2 separate regions of the Mus musculus genome follow, and region 2 is linked to region 1. Evidence: chromatin loops called from intact Hi-C (ENCODE). Cell type or tissue: left cerebral cortex. All regions are shown on one strand. Each heading gives the region's core, and the rest is flanking DNA. Links, peaks and the distances in the headings are about the cores only.

The links. A loop is a pair of places that touch in the nucleus more often than their neighbours do. Peaks named below come from ENCODE experiments on the same cell type or tissue, not always from the same donor. Only the 100,000 strongest peaks of a DNase experiment are listed, where the experiment ranks them.
Region 2: a loop joins it to region 1, with 2.9 times the contacts of the local background. A loop is called at or near these places in 1 of 42 quality-filtered maps.

Annotation. Positions count from the first base shown.
Region 1 is chr11:94,468,088-94,474,791 of GRCm38, forward strand. Cacna1g (calcium channel, voltage-dependent, T type, alpha 1G subunit) reads right to left here and starts at 6,111. Exons shown (of 35, transcript NM_001177888.1): 1 at 5,289-6,111. The coding sequence starts at 5,530. In left cerebral cortex, for the core only: a CTCF peak has its summit at 3,815 (motif pointing right); DNase peaks (open chromatin) are centred at 1,497, 1,853, 2,509, 3,895 and 5 more places; H3K4me3 peaks cover 2,638 bases; H3K27ac peaks cover 3,027 bases.
Region 2 is chr11:94,208,216-94,214,919 of GRCm38, forward strand. It overlaps Tob1 (transducer of ErbB-2.1), which reads left to right and starts at 3,239. Exons shown (of 2, transcript NM_009427.2): 1 at 3,239-3,516; 2 at 5,271-6,704. The coding sequence starts at 5,425. The coding sequence ends at 6,513. In left cerebral cortex, for the core only: a CTCF peak has its summit at 3,277; DNase peaks (open chromatin) are centred at 800, 1,342, 1,725, 2,135 and 3 more places; H3K4me3 peaks cover 4,045 bases; H3K27ac peaks cover 4,258 bases.

The sequences.
Region 1 (6,704 bases), core at 858-5,857:
AACAATGTTGGGGGAGAAGGGCCCCAGGTATCTATTTGGACATCCAATGACAGTGGCCCTACCTGGTCAAGTCATCCATGTGCTTGGCTCTGTCACAGCGTTAACAGCAGCCACACTACAAAGCCCAGTGTCATATGCAGTCCAGAGCAAATGATCAGCAAGAATAAATGAATGAGCCACTGTGTCTATCAGTCACTCATCTGCCAATCTAGAAGCCAGATGTGCCTCCCCATTCATGATTTCCTGATGTTTCCCTGAACAGTGACAAATTCATGACAGTGATGTAAGGAGGAACAGACTTGACCTATGGAGGAACTTTGTCCCAGACACACTCAGTCTGGGGCCTCTGATAGTCAGAACCTGCCCCCAGACAACCCCATATCAGGCTCTTCACCAAAATCCCCTTCTCCGGACCCTTGGCAATCCAGCCTGCACCCAGGCATATCCCTTGCACTCTGGCTTCCCCTTCACTGTAGGTAGGTATAAAAGGACTGGCAAATCTAGAACAATCTGAATAGAGGAATATCTAAGGTATGTGTGTGTGTGTGTGGGGGGGGTCTTTCACCCTTTTCAGGGTGGGGCTTGTTTCCTTGGCAACACGGCACTATGTCACTGTGTGATGTTCTTCTGTTGCCATAACAACAGAAGAATGTGTCACCAGGTGGTGTGGATTTGTTGCCATGGAAACTGAAGAGACACCCCTCCCCACCCCCTTACACATTCTTTCCCCTTGCCCAGACTGCTCTCTTGTCCTTATGCAAGGAAAAAGAAGCAGGGAGACCCACAGGTTATCAGGTTGGGGGGGGGGGAACCATGTGACAGATCCCCATGGTAACCAAGGGAACGGGGGACACTGGTTGCCATAGTGACTATGAGAGACCTGTGCGGTCACATGTCTACTGTTGCTATGGTGACTGTCCGGGCTGGAGTGGATCCCAAAGGGTGGGAGCAGGAGAGGGGAGGATCTTTCTTCTCCCCATAACCCACCATCAAAAGCAGAGAAAGCGAGAACAGCAGAAGCAGACCTCTCTACCATCCCTCCCCCCTTCTCTCTTTCCTGGGAGAGGGAAATAGAGCATGCTATATCCACAAATGAGTCTTCTCCATAGGTTTTTATCTAGATAGGGCTTTTGCCTAGATTATTGGCAACTAGAGATCTAAGGCCCTGGGCCCAGGGTGTGAACCCAGACAGCAAGCAGGCCTTCTAGCTGCCTCTCTCCCTCCCAGAAGTCTGGAAATGTGAGACTAAGGAATACTGAGGAGGAAATTGGCCTGGAACCAGGAATTCTGGCCTTCTAATAAGAGTTGGGGGATGGGACACAGGTTCTTGCTCCACCCGTCCCAACAGGAGGTTGGTAGTCTATGGGAGCCAATGCTTCCTAGGGTGGAAGACAATGCAGGGATTTAGTTTGATGGCCTGTGCTCATTTATTTTTTCTTCAGAAAAGGGGAATCCCCAACAATGGCCCCGTCCTACTAACTACCCTGTTTCCCCATGCGCCCCCAGCTCCGGTGTGTGGGTGTGTGGGGAGAGAGGTTTCCAACTAAACTGAAAACTGAAGCCTGCCTGAAAGGCAGCCAGCCCCACCCAGAGACAGAGACAGGAGACAGAAGACACAGAGACACATGAGAGAGGGCCACTGGAATCTTTGGGAGGGGAAATAGGCCAGAAATCTGATTCAAACTCTGTGACTGGGGTATGTGTGTGTGTGAGTGTGTGTGTGTGTGTGTGTGTGTGTGTGTGCAGTGTGTCTGTCGCCGTCCCAGCTGAGGCAGGCTGGGCGGGGTGAGAGCTGGGGCGGGAACAGCAGAAGGGGGGCCAGGGTGGAGGGGTAATCCCAGGAATGGCTCCAACTGGCACTAGGGGTGATGGGGAGTCCCCCAGCAGTGGAACAGAGTACGTGCAGAGGAGTCCATATGACCCAGAAGAAAGAAGAATCTGGGACAGACTACCCAAGATCCTCTGCCCCCACCCCAGTTCCACTCAATTCTCTGCCTCAGCTCTTCTCCCCAGAATCTGCTCTGGATGGTCTAGGATTTGGAAATGGGACGAGGGGACATATGAGATTCAAACAACCCCCTTATGTGTGAGCTCTCTCTCTCTCAATCTCTCTCTGTCTCTCTCTCTCTGTCTCTCTCTCTGTCTCTCTCTGTCTGTCTGTCTGTCTCTCTCTCTCTCTCTCTCTCTCTCTCTCTCTCTCTCTCTCTCTCTCTCTCTCTCTCTCTCTCTCTCTCCTGAGGACCCAATGGAGAATCCTCTCTTGGGAAGACTTGGGGCACTGGGACAATGGCAAGGAAGATTACAGAAATTCCTAGGGCCTCCTCCCTTCTAGAGACACACACTTGGACACACACAGTGACGCACAGTTCCACACTCACATTCACTTCTGGAAGCCATTAGGACTCCTGTCTCTCAGGCCTACCCCCCCCCCCCGCCCCCTCCTCCCCTCAACTCCTGGCAGGCTCCCCTCTCCTTCTCTGGCCCCCCTCCCACTCCTCCATCCCAAATGCCAGCCTGTGATTTCCAAATGAGAAAAAGCTGTGCTGGGCTCTGAGCTTGGAGAAACTCCTACACAAACTTCCAGATGTGACACAACAACCCGAGAGGGAATGCTCAGGAACTCCTTCCCGGGAGGGGAACCGCACGCCCTCACATTGTAAGAAACACATTGCAAAGGCCAGTGTTCCCCCGTAACCTGGGAGGCAGTGGTCTGCCAGGGAGCTGCTTGGGCCCATGTCCCTGATCTCCCCAGTACAGGAACATAAACTTTTGTGCCCTTCCTCCTTCCTCCCTCCACAACACACACACACACACACACACACACACACACACACACACACACACACACACACTTCCTACCTACACCTAGATCTCCACTCTAGGAAATCTGGCCTTTTAATGAGGCTGCAAGAGGAAGGGGCTGAGAAAAGTATGTCGAGAAAAAGGCTAACTAGCTTCAGTCCATTGGGGAGGGGAAGCCAGTCAGGCCCCTCAGGACCAATGTCTTCATGACCTACATTGGGGACTCCTGAAGCCAACAGAAGCCTCACGGATACCAAAAAGAGAGAAAGGAGAGGGTTAAGGCTCAGGGGGCCGTTCAGATTCCTTCTCTGGCCGTGGAAATACACTTGTCCTTGTGACTTGGGTCGGATGGGGAAATGGGAATAAATGTCCAGGCAGCCCCCCTTACCAAGAAATTGTTCTCGGCATATTCAGCTAGCTAGTTAAGATCTAGGGACATAGGTGCTACACACCCAGACCACACACCACTCCCCAGATCGGGCCTGCTCCCCAAATCTCAAGATTAACTAGACTCTCACCTCTTTTCCCTCTTGTAAGCCTGGTCACTTATTTTCTCCCAGGAAAGTATTTACCTCCAGGTCCTCCACCTGGAGATAGGGCAAGTGGGCAGAGATACTTGCCAAAAGGTCTGCTTTTAGGGGGTATTTGAAGGGAGAGGTGACAAGATGTTCCAGTCACCCCTAGGACTCCTGAGAAAGAGAGGATAGGGACTGCTGGGGGTTTCCCATTCATAATGTGGCTAGGAGTGGGCATGAGGGCTTCTTTTCTCTTCTCCATCTCTGCCACAGAGAAGGAGACCTTGGGATGGAGACTCATAATTCCAGATAGCAAGCCAGTTAGGGAGACCACACTCCTCAGAGTCCCTCTTCTCCTTTCTTCGGTTTAGAGAGGAAGGAAGGAAGGAAGGAAGGAAGGAAGGAAGGAAGGGGCAAAGGATTGGGAGGGCTGAGGGGAGCTTCTCAAAGACTCACGGAGTGTAGAGCAGCGGGTGGGGGCACTCAGCTTACATCCTGCTTTGCGCACTAGAGGCAGTGGCTGCAGAGGGCAGCATCAAGCTCTCCCGCTGCCCCTGTGCTCCAAAGCGGAGCCGGACTTGGGTTCTCAGGGGCTACAGGGTAAACCTGGGGTCTCCCAGCCTGACTCCCAGAGAGCCTCTGGGCTAGAAGAAGAGAATCAGAAGAGGCTATCCCTTACTGGGATAGCCATACCAGCCAGCCCCCCACCTTTCCAGTACCCCAGAGATGGGCGTCAGTCAAGCCAGTGAGTGCTTTGTGCTAGGGGTTTGGTTTTATTTTTAAAAAAGAGGATCAGGGGTTCCCTGACCACGCCAGGCTAAGCAGAGGTGAGGCTGAGAATCAAAATTCATCTGCCTGGAATGTTGGGCATGCGTTCCTAAAACCCATCCACAGAGTAGGCTTAAGGAGCTGGACCTCAGTCCTCCTTAATGAACACACTGGCAGTCTCTGGTCCCCCCAATACTTTCAGACGACTGCGGTTTCCCATACCTGGTCTGCCATCAGCCGGAACACTCTGATTTGTGAAAGGGGAGGCGTAGTGTGGCCGAGCTTAATCCCATCCCCCACTTGCCGGCGCTTTTGTCAGTCTCCCCCCCCCCCTTAGAAAAACAAAAAACAAAAAACCAAGCACAAAACTCCCCAACCCAACCTTAGCACTCAACATCAGATAAAGAATTGAGGTGGGGAGGGCGCTGGCCGCATTGGGCTCTCTCTGAAAGGGGCTCCAGTCCAGCTCTGGGGGCAGACAGCTCCCCCTTCACCACATCTTGTTCTCATTCTGCACCCCTGACATCAGCCGCCGCCGAAATCTCCTTGTTGTGCCTCCAACCCGCGGATTGGGAGGGTGTTGGGGGGACAGGACCTGCCCCCACCCCCCGTTTCCCGCTAGGTCAGTAAAAACCTCAGCCTTCAGGACTACTAGATCGGGGGACTGGACCCTAGAATCCGCCGCAAACTTTGGGGCGGGGGCATAAGGAAACCCCAGGAGATTGCGGTCTCCCCTCCTCCGTCCCCGCAGCTTCCTCTCCACCCCTGCCCCCAAACTCGAAAACCAAACCCAGCTCGCTAACCCGCGGCTGGCGGGCTGGCGGAGTAGAAAGCCCAGGCTCCTGAAGCTGCCCACATCTGGAGGATGACGACCCTCCTCTGCCCACATCTGTAGAGCATCCAGATGCTTACCAGAGGGTCACCTCTCCTCTCTTTTCCTAGCTTGGATTTCAACCCTCCACCCCTCACCCCCGCCCAAGGAAGGCTGAGGTGTGTGTATTCGGAGGTGGGGCTCGTCTGGGGTACCCACCAGTCTCCGCTTCTACTCGGACGCCCCCTCCCCTCCTTAACAGTCCCCCACTCAACTGTTCACAGTCCAGGCTCACTTCTCCAACTCACCTGGCTTACGGTCCCCTCTGGCAACACGGCCCGCCCTCCTGTGGACCCCCCTAGTCCGGCCCATCGCTGTGCCCCGAAGGATATGGGTTACAGACCGTGCGGAGACACCAGCTCCGCGGGCGGCTGTCCTGGCTCAAGTAGAAGAAAACCACCGGGGCCAGCGCCGGGTAGGGCAGCCCCTCCGCCTCGGAGTCCGCGCTGCCCGGGTCCTTTTCCGTCGACCCCGGCCCCTGCCGGCCCCCGGCCCCAGACAGGTCGTTGAGCTGCGTGAAGCTCCGGGGCTGTCCCGACTCCTCGGCGCCCGCTCCATCCTCTTCCTCATCCATCCTCTGGCCAGCTGGGGTCCCGGGGGTCCGAAGAGGGGCGATCGGAGCCCCTCCGAGGAGGTGTCCTCACACAACCGGGGGACCCCGGTGGGGGAGCATGTGGGGGGCTCTAGAGAGCTTGCTGAGCCCCCAGGAGGGCCAGTTCAGCTCAGCTCCCCCTGCCCTCAGGGGCATGCTGCCCGCGGGGCGCCGGGTCCCAGGGAAGCCCCGCCTGGCGAGAGTCCCGCTTCCCCTGGGTTCCCGGGGGCTCCCCGACTAGCCGGCCGGCTTCCCCTCACTTTGTTCCGGCTTCTTCCCTTCGCGCCCAGGCTCCGGTTGCCCGAATGGGCGCTACCTTCGGTGAAGCAGCCCCCGAGAGGAGGAGGAAAAAAGGGGCCACCCGGTGAAGGGCGGGGGTCCGGGGAGGGGCGCCCCCTCTTCCCTCGGCGCAGCTGGAGCAGGATCTAAGGGGTCAGCATCGTCCCGGCTCCACGCCAGAGACGGCGGGGGGAGGGGGAGGGGAGGAGGGATCTCTTTGGGGGTGGGTTTGGAGGGGGTGGGGGCTGGCTCCTTCCTCCGCCCCGCGGCGGGCTAGAGGACCGGGAGGGGCGGGGAGACCGTGGGGGGCCGTCCCGGGCGGGGGTGGAGGCGGAGATGTCGCTGCCGCCGCCGTGGCTGCCGTTGCCGTAGCTGTCGCCGGCGCCACTGCCTCCTCCTCCGGCCGAGACGCGGAGGGAGAGAACGAGAGAAAGCGGCGGCGAGGAGCCCGGCGCACACCACAGCTGGATCCCTCACTCCAACTTCAAGCCTCGGCCCCGCCTTTCCCCAGCCAATCTCACAGCCAATCGCCGTGCGTCACCGGTCCAGAACCGCCCTTCCATTGGTCAGCCGCCGTGCCAGTGCGGGAGGGGGTACAGGGGGAGAGCCACAGCTGGAATCCGGTTCCCACCCCAAAACCACGACCGCCTTTCTACCCTCCTCTTGCCCCCGGGTTCGCTCCCGAAGGCTGGGGCCAATCAGACGACTGTCCAGACCGAACCCACTTTTCTATTGGCCTCTTGGGTCTTTGGGACTCCCCTGGGAGGGAGCCTCGAGAAATCAAAGTATTTGGCATCTGGTCCTAGGGTAGCCCTACGAGCCTCTGACATCTTTTGTCCAGGACCCCGAAATTGGACAGCAGCCAGAAGTCAGAACT
Region 2 (6,704 bases), core at 583-5,582, 260 kb before region 1:
GGGATACCAGGGATTGAATCTAGTAGGATCTTTGTGCATGATAGGCAAAGGGAAAGCGAACTCTTATGCTAGCCACAAGGTATGAAGTTATTTATTATTGAGATAGGGGGCCAGAGTGACGACTCTACCATTAAAGGCTAGGCTCACAACCAAAAGCTCTGTAGAGATAGGATCTTACTGTGTAGCTCAGGTTGGCTACAAATGTGCCATCCTCCTGCCTCAGACTCTTAGGTGTGCTGGGGTTACAGGCGTGTACTACTGAGCTACAGCCCCAGATCTTTCTTATTTCTTGAGACATGCTCTCACTGTGGCCCAAGATGACCTTGAACTTATTTTGTTACCCAGACAAGCATTGGACTTCGATCCTCCTGCCTCAGCCCTCTAAGTGCATGTCATTACAGGCCTGAGTTATCAGTTCCAAAGGAGACTTCCTTGATTTCGACATTGCCTGGAGCCTGAGTTCAATATTTTTATCTCTATAAATTCATAGAATTTAAGTGATGATTTAGCAGCCTACACTGATGTAGAATTCTAAAGCAATTGATAAATGGTAACTAGCTGTGAGGGATCCTTTAAAGTGCAAGACTTGAATAAAATAGCAGTATTGGTCTTTGGGTTGAGACCCTCTCACACTCCCTACCCCCACCCTCAAGAGTTCTGGAATTAACCCATAATTTTGTCTGTTTTTATTTAATTATCTATTTTTGAAACATGCACCCCAGGCTAGCCTGGAACTTGCCTTGTCGTCCAGGCAGGCTTTGAACTTGTGATCTTCCTGTCTCAAACTGAGTGCTGGGATTTACAGCTGTGAGTCACCATTCCCAGCTAACTCGGACGTTTTAGAGCTGCTGTTACTGGCATTTAACCAGTCCCTAGGAGATAAGTGCTTCACTACTTTAGATCTTGAACTGTAGTAGATTGGAGAAATTCAGAAGGGAAGAAGTCAGAGAGAAAGATACCTGTTCGTTTCCTCTAGAGAATTCTTGAAAAGTACACACAAGCTTAACAAAATTATGATTCATCTATTTTTAGTTAGACATTTTAATCTCAGCCAAGTCTAATATGCTCCCTAATTATAGTGATATATTTTCCAAATCACAAATCAAGACACATGGCCCAGCACATGTGTCTGTAATTCTGAGCGTTTGGTACAGTAACATTTGCCTAATGGTAATAAATTGTGCTTCTAGGGCACATAAAAGATAAAGTGTTTCTCTTGGTAAGCCAGTCCCAAAATATCTTACCTAGATTCTTGCAATTTCTGTGCCCAACTAACTACAGAATTAAAAATGCCTTATTTCAGTGACAAATTAACGTTCACACTAGAAAAGCAAAACCACACAACGAAGGAAAACAGTGGAAGAATAATTTATATTAAAATATTTTGCTGCCAGATGCTTCCATTTTAAACACCATGCTCTCACAATCTAATTCCACTCTGCAACTAAAAAGCCGAAATACTAAAAATAAAACAGAATTTAAAGCGTTTTTGAGTAAAACTTCTATGTTCTTAAGAAAAAAAAAAAAAAAACGCTACCCAAGTTTTAGGAACCTGTGCAATAAACAAGAAATGGGTCACCTGACCGGTCGCCACCCCACCCCTCAGCCCATTCCACAAACCCTCCCATTCTCACACGCTGTGAGACTTTAGAAATATCCTTTCTCAAAGCTGTTCCTTCTAAAAGAGGAGGTGGGAACCCACGCAAGCAGGTCCGAGTGCAAAATAATAGGCTACATCCAGACTTCTGCATCTATAAAATGAAAAGGCTCTTGGCGGGTCGCGTAGACCAGGGTTTGTGCCCTGGGTGGTACAGATGGGCTACACAGACGGTGAGTTGTGCTTTAACCTCTAGACAGGCATAGAAATGCCCGCCCTGCAGTGTTTAAGGGCAAGGCAGCACGGGGACCGGTTTTTTTCCAGGAAGCATGGCCCGAATGCCCAGGACAGGGAAGGGGAAGGCAGGGCCCTGGGCGTTTCATTCACTGCTGCGCTTTCTCCCCCCCCCCAACCCCCCCCCCCCTTCTCTCCGAGGCTCCCCCTCGACTTTCTCTCGCCTTTACCCAGTCCGAGTTTGACGTCGGTCTCCTGGAGACCAGACAGCCAATCGTCTGGCCGCTAAGGTCCAGTGCGACCAATCAGGCATCGTTGCTACCTGTGAGTAATTATTTTTAGCCAAGAGGAACGCCCCGTTCCACTCCGGACGATAACTCGGATTTCTGGGCTGCAGGTTGTGGAAACGGCGCCTATCCGCGCCCCTAGAGTCCCTGGCGTCCCTATTCCCTGGACACCTGTGCACAGTTCATAAACTCTCGCAGGTTCCTCAGCGAGGCCTCGTGTTTATTTTGTGGGCCTGGGTGAAAGTTCTCAAAATGCACGCGTGGGCACGCACACAGAGTCACACAGGCAGTTTGGCAGCGTGTCGCTCTCTGCGACGTTTGATATAAGACAATTTTTTTTTCTTACGGTCTCAAGCAACCCTCATGTCCGAGCTGCTGCCAGGTGACCCGGGGAGATTTGGCCAGGGGGAGCTGCAGAGGCAGTTAAACTGTCACCTGTGCGGGAGGTGCAGCGACGTGGCCTCCCTTCCCCACCCCCAGGTTCTGCAGTTGTCACTCTCGGGGTGGCAGTTGGCCTAGGCCCTGCGGGGATTAATACTCAATGAATCGGGAGCACGAGTCCCGGTTACCCCGGGATGGGCTGAGACCCACAGGCTAGCTCGCCCAGGAGTGGGGTTTTCCTCGGCCACAGTCGCACTCGCTCGGAAGCAGCCTTTTCCGTGTACTCTGCCCTCCCTCCCCCAGCCTCGGCTGCCCCTCCCGGCCGGTCCCCGCCGCGTCGCCACCTGCTCCCCCTCCTCCCCCCCCACCCCCCACCCCCCACCCCCAGGCCCCCGGGCCCTGCCACCCCATCCCTACCATCCCATCCCTACCCTTGTCCAATCCCCTTCCAAGGCCTCCCTTAACCCCTCCCCCAACCTCTCGGGACTCTCAGCTCATTGGTCACAGCGGCGTTCAGGAGGCGTGACCATCTATCAGCGGCCGTCTGGACGTGGGCAGGCGGGACTTGGCCAATGGCGTCGGGGGGCAGGGCAGGGGCGGAGTCGGCGCGGCCGGGGGGTGCCGGGTGGGGAGGGCGGGACTGTGACGCGAGCGGCGCGCACCCCCGCGGAGGCTGGGGGCGGGGAGGAGGCTATAAAACGAGAGGCGGGGCGCGCGCCGCGGCAGAAGGAGCGAAGCTCTGGCCCGGCGCGCAGAGGGCGCTGTACGGGGACGCAGGGCCGGGCCGCCGGGCTGTGTAGAGAAGCGAGCGCGCTCGTGTAAGCTTGCCGTCCCCGCCACCCCTGAGCCAGAGCAGCGAGCTCCCGGACCCGCCCGAGGCGTCCGTCGCGTGTCCGGCGGTGGCGACGTCTTGCACCCCGTCGCCTCGCCGCTCCCGACCCACCCGCGCCCCCGCCCGCTGCCCCTTCTCCCCCGCCCAGCCGCGGCTCGGCGGCGGCCGCAGCTCCGGAGCAGCTTGTAAGTACGGCGGGGCGGCGGCTAGGGGCCGAGGGAGTGGCTGCAGCGTCCTGCGAGCCCGGGTGTGGAGGGGCGGCCTCGGGGACCCAAGGGAATGGAGTGGCTCCGGGGACCTGGTCCGGAGGCTTGACGGCCGACGGGCAACCGGGAGGAGGGAGCACCCGGGGTGGGGGCAGCGGCGCCCAGGCAGGGGGAGGGGGCGCCGGGATACAGGGATCGGGCCCGGACCGGTGCTCCGGGATGCTGGCTAGGTCCCAGGAGCCTCGAGCGGGGAGCAGAGTGGGGGACGGCAGGGTCAGGTTACGGCGGGGGAGGGGAAGACTGGGCGGCCCGCGCCGCGACCTGCCGGTGCCCGGGCCGCGTCCCTGAGGCAGCTAAAGAGCCTGCTCTCCTTTTCCCCGGGCCGAGCTCCTCCTCCCGGAGCAAGTCTAGTAGTCTTCCTCCTCTTCCTCCTCCTCCTCCTCCTCCTCCTCCTCCTCCTCCTCCTCCTCCTCCTCCTCCACCTCCACCTCCTCTGGCTGTTGCTGCTGCTGTAGCGCTCGGGCTCCCAGCGCTGTGAGCAGAAATCTAATGAGACCCAACTGGCTGTTTATGTAATTCTTCACAGTCCTGTGTTAAGGCGTTGCTTTAAAAACCACCTTCCACCCAGCCTGTCTGGGCTCGGCTGCACCTTCAAGCAGTCCAGCTGAATCTGCTTTCTCTGCCTGCTCTTGGGTTTCGGCTTGGAAAGTGTAGTTTGGGGGCTACACGAGAGATTCTTTGCCCTTTGTCACCAAGAATATGGAAAATGGAACAGACGGATCCACACCAGTTTGATTATTTTAAATGCCCTTTTTGATCAACCTCGTTGTACAAATAGCTCTCCCTTGGAAATACCTCTCTTTGCCCTTGATCTTTTCTTATCCCCACCCAGTGCTGATCCAGCAAACGTTTAAAGGTCGACCTTTTCGCTCCAGCCTCTCCAGGGACTGCCCGTTTATCCGAAGAGGGAAGGAGATGGCTTTTAAAAATAAGAATAAAACTGAGAAACTCTGCCCTTTAAGCAGAGTAATCAATAGGAGTTTTAAGCTGCTTGTTTTTCTTATACTTGCAGCTGAGAGGAATTTCAGAATGTGTGTGTGTGGGGGGGGGGGGCAGTACACAATAAAAAAGAAAAAGGCTCCCAGAAGAGCAAGAGTGTGAGAGCCCTTGGCATGGTTAAAACTAGAGAGGATAATTTGGTTTCATTTACCAAGATGACAACTCATTTAGTACCTTTAATTTTAGTACCAGGTACTTTGAAAATTAAAAATAATTTTGTAACTTATAACATTTCCGAATATTTAACATAAAGCAGATTTAAATGTGATGTTTCCAAAAGGAACTAGGGATTCACTTCTAAAATGGTGACTAGCAAGGAAACTAATGACCAACTTGTAAAAGTGGAGTGTACGGGTAGGTGGGTGGATGAGTGTGCAGTACAGTTAGTAAACACTGTGCGAGAAGAAACATAAAGGATACATGTTCTGGAGGTCCTGTAAGTCCTGCTGGGAAGTGGTATGTAGAATGCTGTTTTAACTATAAATCTGTCTTGAACTTTAGCAAGAGGATTTTTTTTTTTTTTATGGTCTGTTCCTTTTATTTTCCAGCGGTCATTTCCAGTCTTTCTAGCCCAGTAGACATTTTCAAAAATAAAATTGCTTCAGGTAGAAAGCTTTGGAGCTGTTACATTGATCTCACTTGGATGTGTTTGCTTTTGTTTTATTTTCTTAAAGGAACAAGACCACGGGAAGGTTGAAGGATAATCTTCTAATACCAGCACTTTGAATGAGAATTTGTTTCTCTGCCACAAACTGATTTTTTTTTTTAAAAAATTTATTTTTCTGGTGGAGGAGTTGAAACAAAGCTAACTTTTGTGGCTTCGCAGCTATGCAGCTTGAAATCCAAGTAGCACTCAATTTTATTATTTCTTACTTGTACAATAAGCTTCCCAGGAGACGTGTCAACATTTTTGGTGAAGAGCTTGAAAGACTTCTTAAGAAGAAATATGAAGGGCACTGGTATCCTGAAAAGCCATACAAAGGCTCAGGGTTTAGATGTATACACGTGGGGGAGAAGGTAGACCCCGTGATCGAGCAGGCATCCAAAGAGAGTGGTTTGGACATTGACGATGTTCGTGGCAATCTGCCACAGGATTTGAGTGTCTGGATCGACCCGTTTGAGGTTTCCTACCAGATCGGCGAAAAGGGACCAGTGAAGGTGCTGTACGTGGACGACAGTAGTGAAACCGGCTGTGAGCTGGATAAGGAGATCAAAAACAGCTTTAACCCGGAGGCCCAGGTGTTCATGCCCATAAGCGACCCGGCCTCCTCCGTGTCCAGCTCTCCCTCACCTCCCTTCGGCCACTCTGCTGCTGTCAGCCCTACCTTCATGCCCCGGTCCACGCAGCCTTTAACCTTTACCACTGCCACTTTTGCTGCCACCAAGTTCGGCTCCACCAAAATGAAGAATAGTGGCCGTAGCAGCAAGGTAGCTCGCACTTCTCCGATCAACCTGGGCCTGACTGTAAATGTGAACGACCTCCTGAAGCAGAAAGCCATCTCTTCCTCAGTGCACTCTCTGTATGGGCTGGGCCTGGGCAGCCAGCAGCAGCCACAGCCGCAGCCACAGCAGCAGCAGCAGCAGCAGCCGTCATCATCCCAGCCGCCGCCTCCACTACCGCAGCAGCAGCAGCAGCAGCCACAGCAGCAGCAGCAGCAGCAGCAGCAAACCTCTGCTCTTTCTCCCAATGCCAAGGAATTTATTTTTCCTAACATGCAGGGTCAAGGTAGTAGTACCAATGGAATGTTCCCAGGTGACAGCCCCCTCAACCTCAGTCCCCTCCAGTACAGCAATGCCTTTGATGTGTTTGCGGCCTACGGAGGCCTCAACGAGAAGTCTTTTGTAGACGGCTTGAATTTTAGCTTAAATAACATGCAGTATTCTAACCAGCAATTCCAGCCTGTTATGGCTAACTAAAAAAACAAAACAAAGGAGAACATGTATCGTACAAGTTAAAATGCATCGGCCCAAGGGGGAACTTTTTTTCTTTTTTTTTTTTGCCTCCTTGAGATTTTTTTTTTTAAAGCTTATAGTAAGGACACATTCAGGCTTGGTTACAAAATAAAACACGCATCATTTTTCATTTGCCAACCAAGCACAAAGTTATT